Regions from separate parts of the Homo sapiens genome. Here region 1 is linked to region 2. A link is a contact called in ENCODE Hi-C or POLR2A ChIA-PET data. All regions are on one chromosome and are shown on one strand. Each heading gives the region's core, a stretch centred on a gene start or an enhancer-like site at or near the end of the contact. The rest is flanking DNA. Distances are from core to core; before and after follow the strand shown. Region 1 overlaps ARL4D (ARF like GTPase 4D). Region 2 overlaps NBR1 (NBR1 autophagy cargo receptor).

Evidence for each region. Hi-C counts contacts between places; a loop is a spot of excess contacts on that map. ChIA-PET counts read pairs that join two places held with the same protein, here RNA polymerase II (POLR2A). Pooled maps may share reads with other maps.
Region 1: POLR2A ChIA-PET joins it to region 2 with 12 read pairs in activated naive CD4-positive, alpha-beta T cell. The contact joins two enhancer-like sites. A Hi-C loop is called at or near these places in 4 of 50 pooled maps. POLR2A ChIA-PET finds 5 or more read pairs at or near these places in 4 of 52 experiments (H1, T-cell, activated T-cell and 1 more).

What each region holds. Positions count from the first base shown.
Region 1 is chr17:43,400,788-43,404,862 of GRCh38, reverse strand. ARL4D (ARF like GTPase 4D) reads right to left here. Exons shown (of 2, transcript NM_001661.4): 2 at 3,726-4,075. Among named protein-coding and RNA genes, the nearest start is that of ARL4D, 3.8 kb to the right of the region's middle. Within about 2 kb of position 2,607, at least 4 of the 41 ENCODE cell types and tissues checked have a DNase peak (open chromatin) inside an H3K27ac peak, as active enhancers do.
Region 2 is chr17:43,174,505-43,178,766 of GRCh38, reverse strand. NBR1 (NBR1 autophagy cargo receptor) reads right to left here. Exons shown (of 21, transcript NM_005899.5): 2 at 2,866-2,976; 3 at 769-831. The coding sequence starts at 2,967. Among named protein-coding and RNA genes, the nearest start is that of NBR1, 5.4 kb to the right of the region's middle. Within about 2 kb of position 2,547, at least 2 of the 41 ENCODE cell types and tissues checked have a DNase peak (open chromatin) inside an H3K27ac peak, as active enhancers do.

The DNA.
Region 1 (4,075 bases), core at 1,358-3,857, 230 kb before region 2:
GAGATCGAGACCATCCTGGCTAACATGGTGAAACCCCGTTTCTACTAAAAATACAAAAAAATTAGCCGGGCGTGGTGGCGGGCACCTGTAGTCCCAGCTACTCAGGAGGCTGAGGCAGGAGAATGGCATGAACCCGGGAGGCGGAGCTTGCAATGAGCTGAGATCACGCCACTGCACTCCAGCCTGGGCGACAGAGCGAGACTCCATCTCAAAAAAAAAAAAAAAAAAAAAAAAAATAGGAACATGGCTGGGTGTGGTGGCTTGTATTGCTAATCCCAGTGCTTTGGAAGGCCAAGGCAGGAGGATCGCTTGAGGTCAGGGGTTCCAGACCACCCTGGCCAGGCAAGAGGGCAAGGCCCCATCTCTACAAAAATAAAAAATAAAAAGAATAGGAATATCTAACATGTTCAAAAAAATTTTTTAAGGGAACAGCGAATACCCTCTTCTGGATCATCCAGAGGAGGAGGTCTCATGCATCCACCCACAAACTCCCCAACAGATGGCCTTGGAAATGAAGTGCAGCCACACTGCCCACCCTTTCCAGCTGAATGCTGGCCTGGGTCTCCCTTGCCACCCTCACTCCCTCCCTTTCCTCTCTACCCACTGGCCCCATTCAAAACAGGCTTGTGTTAGAGAACATGCTGTCCTGTGTGCTCCTAGCACTTGGGCAGAACTCAGCACTTCCCAGGCCCTGGTGGAGGTGTCCATCTCAAGAAAGACTTGCAATGACACGTGGTCAGGATAAAGGAAGGATGGGAACTTCTGGCCAGATTTGAGGCCAGACCTCTGCTGGGCTTAGGAGATAAAGCTCTCACTCCCCAGGAAGGGGAGTGAGAGAGCGGAAAGCTGGTCCTTAATCTAATCAAGGAGAGGGAAGAGGGAGGGAGGGGGGAATCTGAGCTCTGAGATAACTGTGCTCGCTCCCTGTCTCCTACCTCCTATCCTCTGCCCTGGGAGTACAAAGACCTGGCCTGGGAGGAAGGAGCTGGGTGCACTGCTAAGTGGCCGTGTATCCGCGGGCAAGTCACTGCCCACTCTGGGCCTTAGGGACTTCTTTCCTTCCTCTGTCTTCCTTGAGCCCTTGCAGCATGGAGAGGACTGGAAAGGGCATGGGAAAGTGGGGGACCACTGCCATCTTTGCCCTCATGATGAGGAGCTCCAGGAAAGGAAGGCTTCCATCTGGATTTTATGTTCCAACCTGTGCAAGAAGGGGTGGCTGGGTGGGGAAGGACAGCTCAGAAGAAAGCCTCAACTCTGGGGTTGGGCATGGTGGCTCACGCCTGTAATCCCAGCACTTTGGGAGGCTGAGGCAGGCAAATCACTTGAAGTCAGGAGTTCAGGACCAGGCTGATCAACGTGGCGAAACCCCATCTCTACTAAAGATACAGAAATTACCCAGGCATGGTGGTGCGTGACTGTAATCCCAGCTACTTGGGAGGCTGAGACATGGGAATTACTTGAACCGGGGAGGTGGAGGTTGCAGCAAGCCAAGATCGCACCGCTGCACTCCAGCCTGGGTAACAGAGGAGGAAAAAAAAAAAAAAAAAACGGCCTCTACTCTGGAACTCTGGGTCTACAGCAGGTTTCCCTCAACTTTACAGGCAACTAGCCTCAGCCACACCACTCTTGGCCCCCAAGGAAGAGCTCCTCAGCACCCATGCCAGGGTCTCGAAGAAATCCTACTTAATAGAGAAGCCAGTACAGGGCAAATATAACCTCACTCTCCATCCTGATCACACCCTCATTCCTTGCCCTTGCCCTGAGTTCAAAATGCAGAATCTCTGGGCAGGACTGGAGAGTGAGAGGTTCTCTCTCCCTCTCTCATCCTGCAGATAGGAAGTGATCCCTTCCCTTCCAGCTCTCCAGTCCCTTTGATGAGCCAAGGCAGGAGGATTATTCCAAAGCTCCTGACTCTGACCCGGCCACAATTTGTGGCTTTCTACTCAGAATTCCCCAGTGTTCCCCTCTCCCCACTACTCTGGCAGAGCAGTTGGCTTCTCCGTCTCTCTCTGACACAAGCCCCCATCTTCCTTTAGTGCCACCAGCTGGACAGTCAGGCCAGAGGGACTGGGGAAGAGCCTGGGACATTCAAAGGCCTCCTGTGGACCATGATCCCTGACCGCCCCCAGGGCTGGGCATGGGGAAGCAGAAGATACCTGTTTTAAGCAGGTAGGGAAGGAGTGTGGTTGGAAGAGCCAGAATCAGGAGCTGACATCTTGGAGGCCCCTCTGCTAGGGATTGGGGAACACCTCTGCACCTCTTCCCCCAAATCTGGAGACCTAAGTACACCAAGTGACAAGAAATGAAAATGTATAATTGAAGATTTTAAGACAAAAGAGCAGAATTTGGGTGGGGTGGGGAGGAAAGATCTCCTGGCAGGACAGAGGGTCAGTTCTGGCCAGTTCCTTTCCAGCCTGGACTGGGGCCTCAACCTGTCCTTGGGCTATAGGACTGTGCCCCAAAAAGACTGGGAGAGGAGTCGCAGGTGTGTCTGGGGGAGGGGCAGGTAGCACATGTTCCCAGCAGAACCAGCCCAGCAGTTCTGTCAAGCAGGCCCTAGCACTGACGCACACTTGGGCACCCTTCCGGATCAATGCACACTCACCCCAATCCTGCCAGCTACAGGGATGGGGAGGGGACCAAATCTGAGCTTCTGGCAGCGCTGGGTAGGAAGAAGCAAGTTCTTTAGGAAACCTTCCCCAGAAGTGGGGGTTGCCGGCACCTTCTCTTTCTCCCCAGGTCCTTTCATCTGATTCCGGAGAAGAGGAGACAGAATTGGGGAGAAGCAGGGTGTGAACGCTGAACCTGCTCTGGGGATTGTGTGTTTGCACAAAAGGTGGCAGGGGGTGGCTGGAGGGCTCGACAACTGGAAAGAATTGTGCTTGTTTTTTTTCTTTTTTAGAGACATGGTCTCCCTATGTTGCCCAGGCTGGTCTTGAACTCCTGGGCCCAAGCCATCCTCCTGCCTCAGCCTCCCAAAGTGCTGGGATTACAGGCGTGAGCCACTGTGCCCGGCCTTGTGCTTAGTTCTTACTCACTGCTCCCACCCAGAAGATTAAGAGGATCTAAGGGTTCTGTTATCAGACATAGCTGGCCCTGGTGCTGGTGAGTAGGGGCACTCAAGCCCTTGTAATATTAGCATTTTATTCTTACAATCACCACAAATACTGGGGGCTTATGTCTTCCCCCTTCTATCTTGGAGTCTGGAGGGTGTATGTCCAGCAGTCCTCTCTGCCACCAAGCACAAACAGCTACTACTTCTGCCCCTCTCGTGAGAAGAGCTACCATTCCCAGAGCTGGAAAACTCATGGCTTAGTCACCAGGGCCAGGCTGGCTCAATCCAGCCCAGGCCTCCCTAGCACCAGCCGCTGCCATCATGCCAGTGAGCCAGTCAGCAGGATTGAGTACACAGAGGTGACTTAAGGCCAGGGAGGAATTACTTTCCACTCTCACCACATCTTACAAGGAGGAAAAAAATCAAACCAACCTAAGACTGGGGAAGTGGGGAGGATGGGAACAGAATGGCTCTTTGAGGACTTACCTATATAGACTTAGGTGTCACCAAGGTCAAGAACCTAGGAGTAGCTCAGACTAGCAAAATTTGAAGTTAAATCTGCAAGGAGCAGTTGATATAAGGGACAAGTAAGACCCAGAGGATGAGGGGAGGGGTGTTAAATCAGAGAAAAAGGAAGTGACCCCACCCAAAAAACTACAGAGATCAGGCAATAGCTTGAGGGGTTTTCCACTCCCCCCTATAATTTTCACAAGCCATCCCGTAACACACAATCTAATTTTTATAAGTGCTTGCTTTGCAAATTCAGCTTCAAGATAAATCTCCCTCCCCCTGCGCCACAACCCCATATAGAAATCTTGAATTGTCTCTGGGGCAAGATAAGGAGAGGAAAATGCCCCAGACCAAGGTAAGAGCTACAGTTATCAGTCTTTAATAACTTACAGGCAAATGCTAAAAAATAGTTAATAACAATAATACAGAGGACACACACAGCTTATAAAAAGGGTCATGGATCTACAAATGTGGGGAGGGGTTCTTGGCACTTTCACAGACACAAAAATA
Region 2 (4,262 bases), core at 1,298-3,797:
TTAGCCATTATATTTGTATTATTATAAACTAAGTGGTAGCTTGTGCTATATGTGAACTTAAGGTCACTATATAATTTTAAAAGTTATCTTGGCCAGGTGTGGTAGCTCACAACTGTAATCCCAGCACTTTGGGAGTCCGAGGTGGGCTGATCGCTTGAGCCCAGGAGTTCGAGACCAGCTTGGCCAACATGGTGAAATACCGTCTCTACTAAAAATACAAAAATTAGCCAGGCGTGGTGGTATACACCTGTAATCCCAGCTACTCAGAAGGCTGAGACAGGAGAATCACTTGAACCCAGGAGCTGGAGGTTGCAGTGAGCAGAGATCGCACCACTGCACTCCAGCCTAGGTTATGGAGTGAGGCTTCATCTCACAAAAAAAAAAAAAGAAAAAAAAAAAAGGTTCTCTCAGGCCAGGCCAGGCATGGTGGGTGTCTCACACCTATAATCCCAGCACTTTGGGAGGCTGAGGTGGGAGGACTGCTTGGGCCCAGGAGTTCAAGACTGGCCTGAGCAACATAGTGAGACCCTGTTTCCTTTTTTTTTTTTTAAGTGAAAGTTATCTCTGAGATATTCTTCAGTGTTGCTTCTCCATTTCTCAACTCCATCTCAGATGCTGCAAGTCTTCTTAGAATATTCAGTTATCAAATATATTTAAACCACCACACAAATAAGCTAAACACTATTTTGAATTATTAAAGCCCATATCACTGGAGAAATAAGATCCCTATTCTGAACACCTAGCAATAAGTGCCATAATATATTTTACCTCTTCATTTTCCTCATCCAGGTATTTTATTTGAATAGTATTCAGATCAAATGAAACTTTTACCTATAAAAGAGATACATATTTAAAGGCAGGTTATAATGTACACAGAAGTCAAAGTAAAAAAAACCCACAAAATCAAAAGACAAACAACAAACAACCTTAATAACCCATAACAAAGGGTTAATATCTGCAACACACCCAGAGTACCAGCAAAACTGCTAATGATACAATTAACAACCCAGGTAAAAATATACATAAAATTCATACAAGAGGAAATCAGAACACCTAACAAATACATCAGAAGACTTTCAAACTTTCTGGTGGTCAGAACAATGCAAATTGAAGCAATGAGATGACATCTCATCAGAATACCAAACTGTGTGTGTGTGTGTGTGTGTGTGTGTGTGTGTGTGTGTGTGTGTGTGTTTTGGGTGGGGTGTGGGGTAGGGAACAGCAAATGTTTTTTAAAGCCATAACATCCAGTGTTGTCAAAACTTCAGGACACTGTCATGTATTTCTGTGTGCTGCTACAATTGTTCTGCAAAGCATTTGGCAGAATCTATTAAAATTTCAAATAAAATGCTTTGTGACCCATTAATCTCACATTTGTATAGGACAGAGTTTATCCTGTAGAACAGTGTATAAGTTATGTGTATAGATGGATATCTCCTGAAGTTTCAAGATAAGAAAAAAAAAAAACGAAAAATATCTTTTTTTTTTTTTTTTTGAGATGGGTCTCACTCTGTCGCTCAGGCTGGATTATAGTGGCTTGATCTTGGCTCACTGCAGCCTCAACCTCCAGCACTCAAGCAATTCGCCCACCTCAACCTCCGGAGTAGCTGGAACCACAGGTGCCTGCTACCAGGCCCAGCTAATTTTTGTATTTTTTTGGTAGAGATGGGGTTTTACCATGTTGCCCAGTCTGGTCTCAAACTCCTGAGCTGAAGTGGTCCACCCATCTTGGCCTCCCAAAGTGCTGGGATTCTAGGCGTGTGCCACTGTGCCTGGCCAAATAATGTTTATAGTATGATCCTAGTATGATATCTGCATGAACATGGAAAATTTAAAGTACATACAGGGCTGTTAACATTGGTTACCCAAAGAAGGTGGGAGTAACAGATGAGGGGGGGGAGAATGGAGGGCTATTAACTGCTTGAGATGGTTTCTCTTCTTAAAATGGGCATGTATTATACTTATACAATTTAAAATTTACAAGGAAGAAAAAAGGCAAGCTGTCAGCTCATTTAACTACTAGGAAAAGAAAGATAACTGATTTTCACATCTTTTGGCAAACAAGATCTAACTTCTTTCTGAATCCAATCTTTTTTTTTTTTTTGAGACGGGTCTCACTGTCACTGATAGGACAGTATGAACAGGTATTTGCTGGAAGGCAGACAACTACCTCAGATCATCTTTTAAGATCTACCATTTCTTTCCCTTTTTAGTTATCATCAGATATAACCAGGTAAACGTAGATTTTTACCAAAGGGTTTCAGAGAGAAACACAGTCAACACAGGAAGTAAAACATTCACCACTGCAAACTGAACAAAAACAGAAGAGTACAAAGGGCAAACCAAGAGGAGGAAAAGCCTTAGCAAAAAAACGGAACAGGTGAACTGCTGTCTAAGCAGGTATGAAAGTTTTTCCTGCTCAACTCTGAGATACTCAACCTCTGACCTAGCAATAAAAACAATTGATAGGCTCTTGCAAAACACAAGTTATATCCTTGTGCAAAACACAAGTCATATCCTCACACAAGAGAACATTTCCTTGGGATCTGGTTGGGTGGAGTCCACACCAATTCACTCCTCATACTGGTTCTAAAATTAATAGGTTTTCTAAATCCTATCTCACTAAAAACAATTTTACCTTCCCTTTCTAAAATGTTCAAAAGGAAATTTATGTGTTGGTTCCCTTTATTGGGGCACATCTCATATATGAATACTGAAACCCTATCAAAAGCAATTTTCCAAAAGGCCCAGAAATGGTAACTATGACAGACTTCACAGCTATGAAACAACACTGCTAAAAATAGCTACCTTTGGAAAAAATAACCATGCTTAAACCAAGGAGAAACAAAATAAAGTAACACTCACCATAGCTTCGATATCAGCCCAAGTTGTATTTTCTGGATCAGAAACCAGAAAGCTTTGAATTTCATTTTTAAAAGTCACATTTAGAGTAACCTGTGGTTCCATGCTGTGAGGCTAGGGTTGAGAAGGTTGGTGGGAGAGAGAGAAAAACACATTAGAAAGGGTTCTATAAGTTGCACTAAAAGTTCACTCAGCAAATACTTGTGAGGACCCAATATGGGCTGGGCTTGGGAGACAGCAATGAACAAAAGAAACACTGTCCCTGTTCTTACGAAACTTACCATCACTGTTAAATAGGAATTGTTTCAGGAAAGAAAGATAGGCTAAAACCATGCCATAAAGACTTGTACTTAAGTCACAAAAATTATTCTTGAAGTTATTAGGAACTTCCACATGTTGGAAACATGTGGAAACAGAAGTATGCTGAAAGTATTTAAATTTTGACCACATTCCCAGAAATCATCTAGCATTTGTAAAATCCTTACGGTACTTTATGATGACTGGTTAACTAAACAAATACTTACTAGTAGCAGGACATACCAACATGGATAAGAGAGATAAGGTCTCTGCCCTCAGGGAACTTGTATTCTTGTATGACTTGAGAGTGACATTCTACATTTTTCTTGCAGAAGGAGGGTTGTCCTAACTTGAGAACCTAGGTTTTCTACCAGTTTTACGAACTTACAGGCCAAAACACTAGCCAAGAAACTACACAGAGGTAGCATTCAATGCCCTCCATCCAAGTTACTATGTTTTTTCACAATCTACTGATTTTTTATTTTATTTTATTTATTTATTTATTTTTGAGACGGAGTCTCGCTCTATCGCCCCAGGCTGGGGTGCAGTGGCACGATCTCAGCTCACTGCAACCTCCACCTCCTGGGTTCACGCCATTCTCCTGCCTCAGCCTCTCGAGTAGCTGGGGTGCCCGCCACCACATCCGGCTAATTTTTTTTTTTTTTTTTGTATTTTTGGTAGGGACGGGGTTTCACCGTGTTAGGCAAAATGGTCTCGATCTCCTGACCTCATGATCTGCCTGCCTTGGCCTTCCAAAATGCTGGGATTACAGGCATGAGCCACCGCACCTGGCCTTGTACTGATTTTTTAAATGGGGGATTTCAAACATATATAAAAGTGGAGAGTAATAAACACTTAGTTAAACCAACAATCAACTCAAGGCTATCCTCATTCACATATACCCCCGCATCTCCCACTTCTGCCCCAACAATGAACTGACCATAGTCAACTAATGTTTTAACCAAACTATAATAATATAATTATTTTATATTATTGTATTTATTTATTTTGAGATAGAGTCTTGTTCTGTCGTCCAGGCTCAAGTGCAGTGGCACAATCTTGGCTCACTGCAACCTCCACCTTCTGGTTTCAAGCGATTCTCT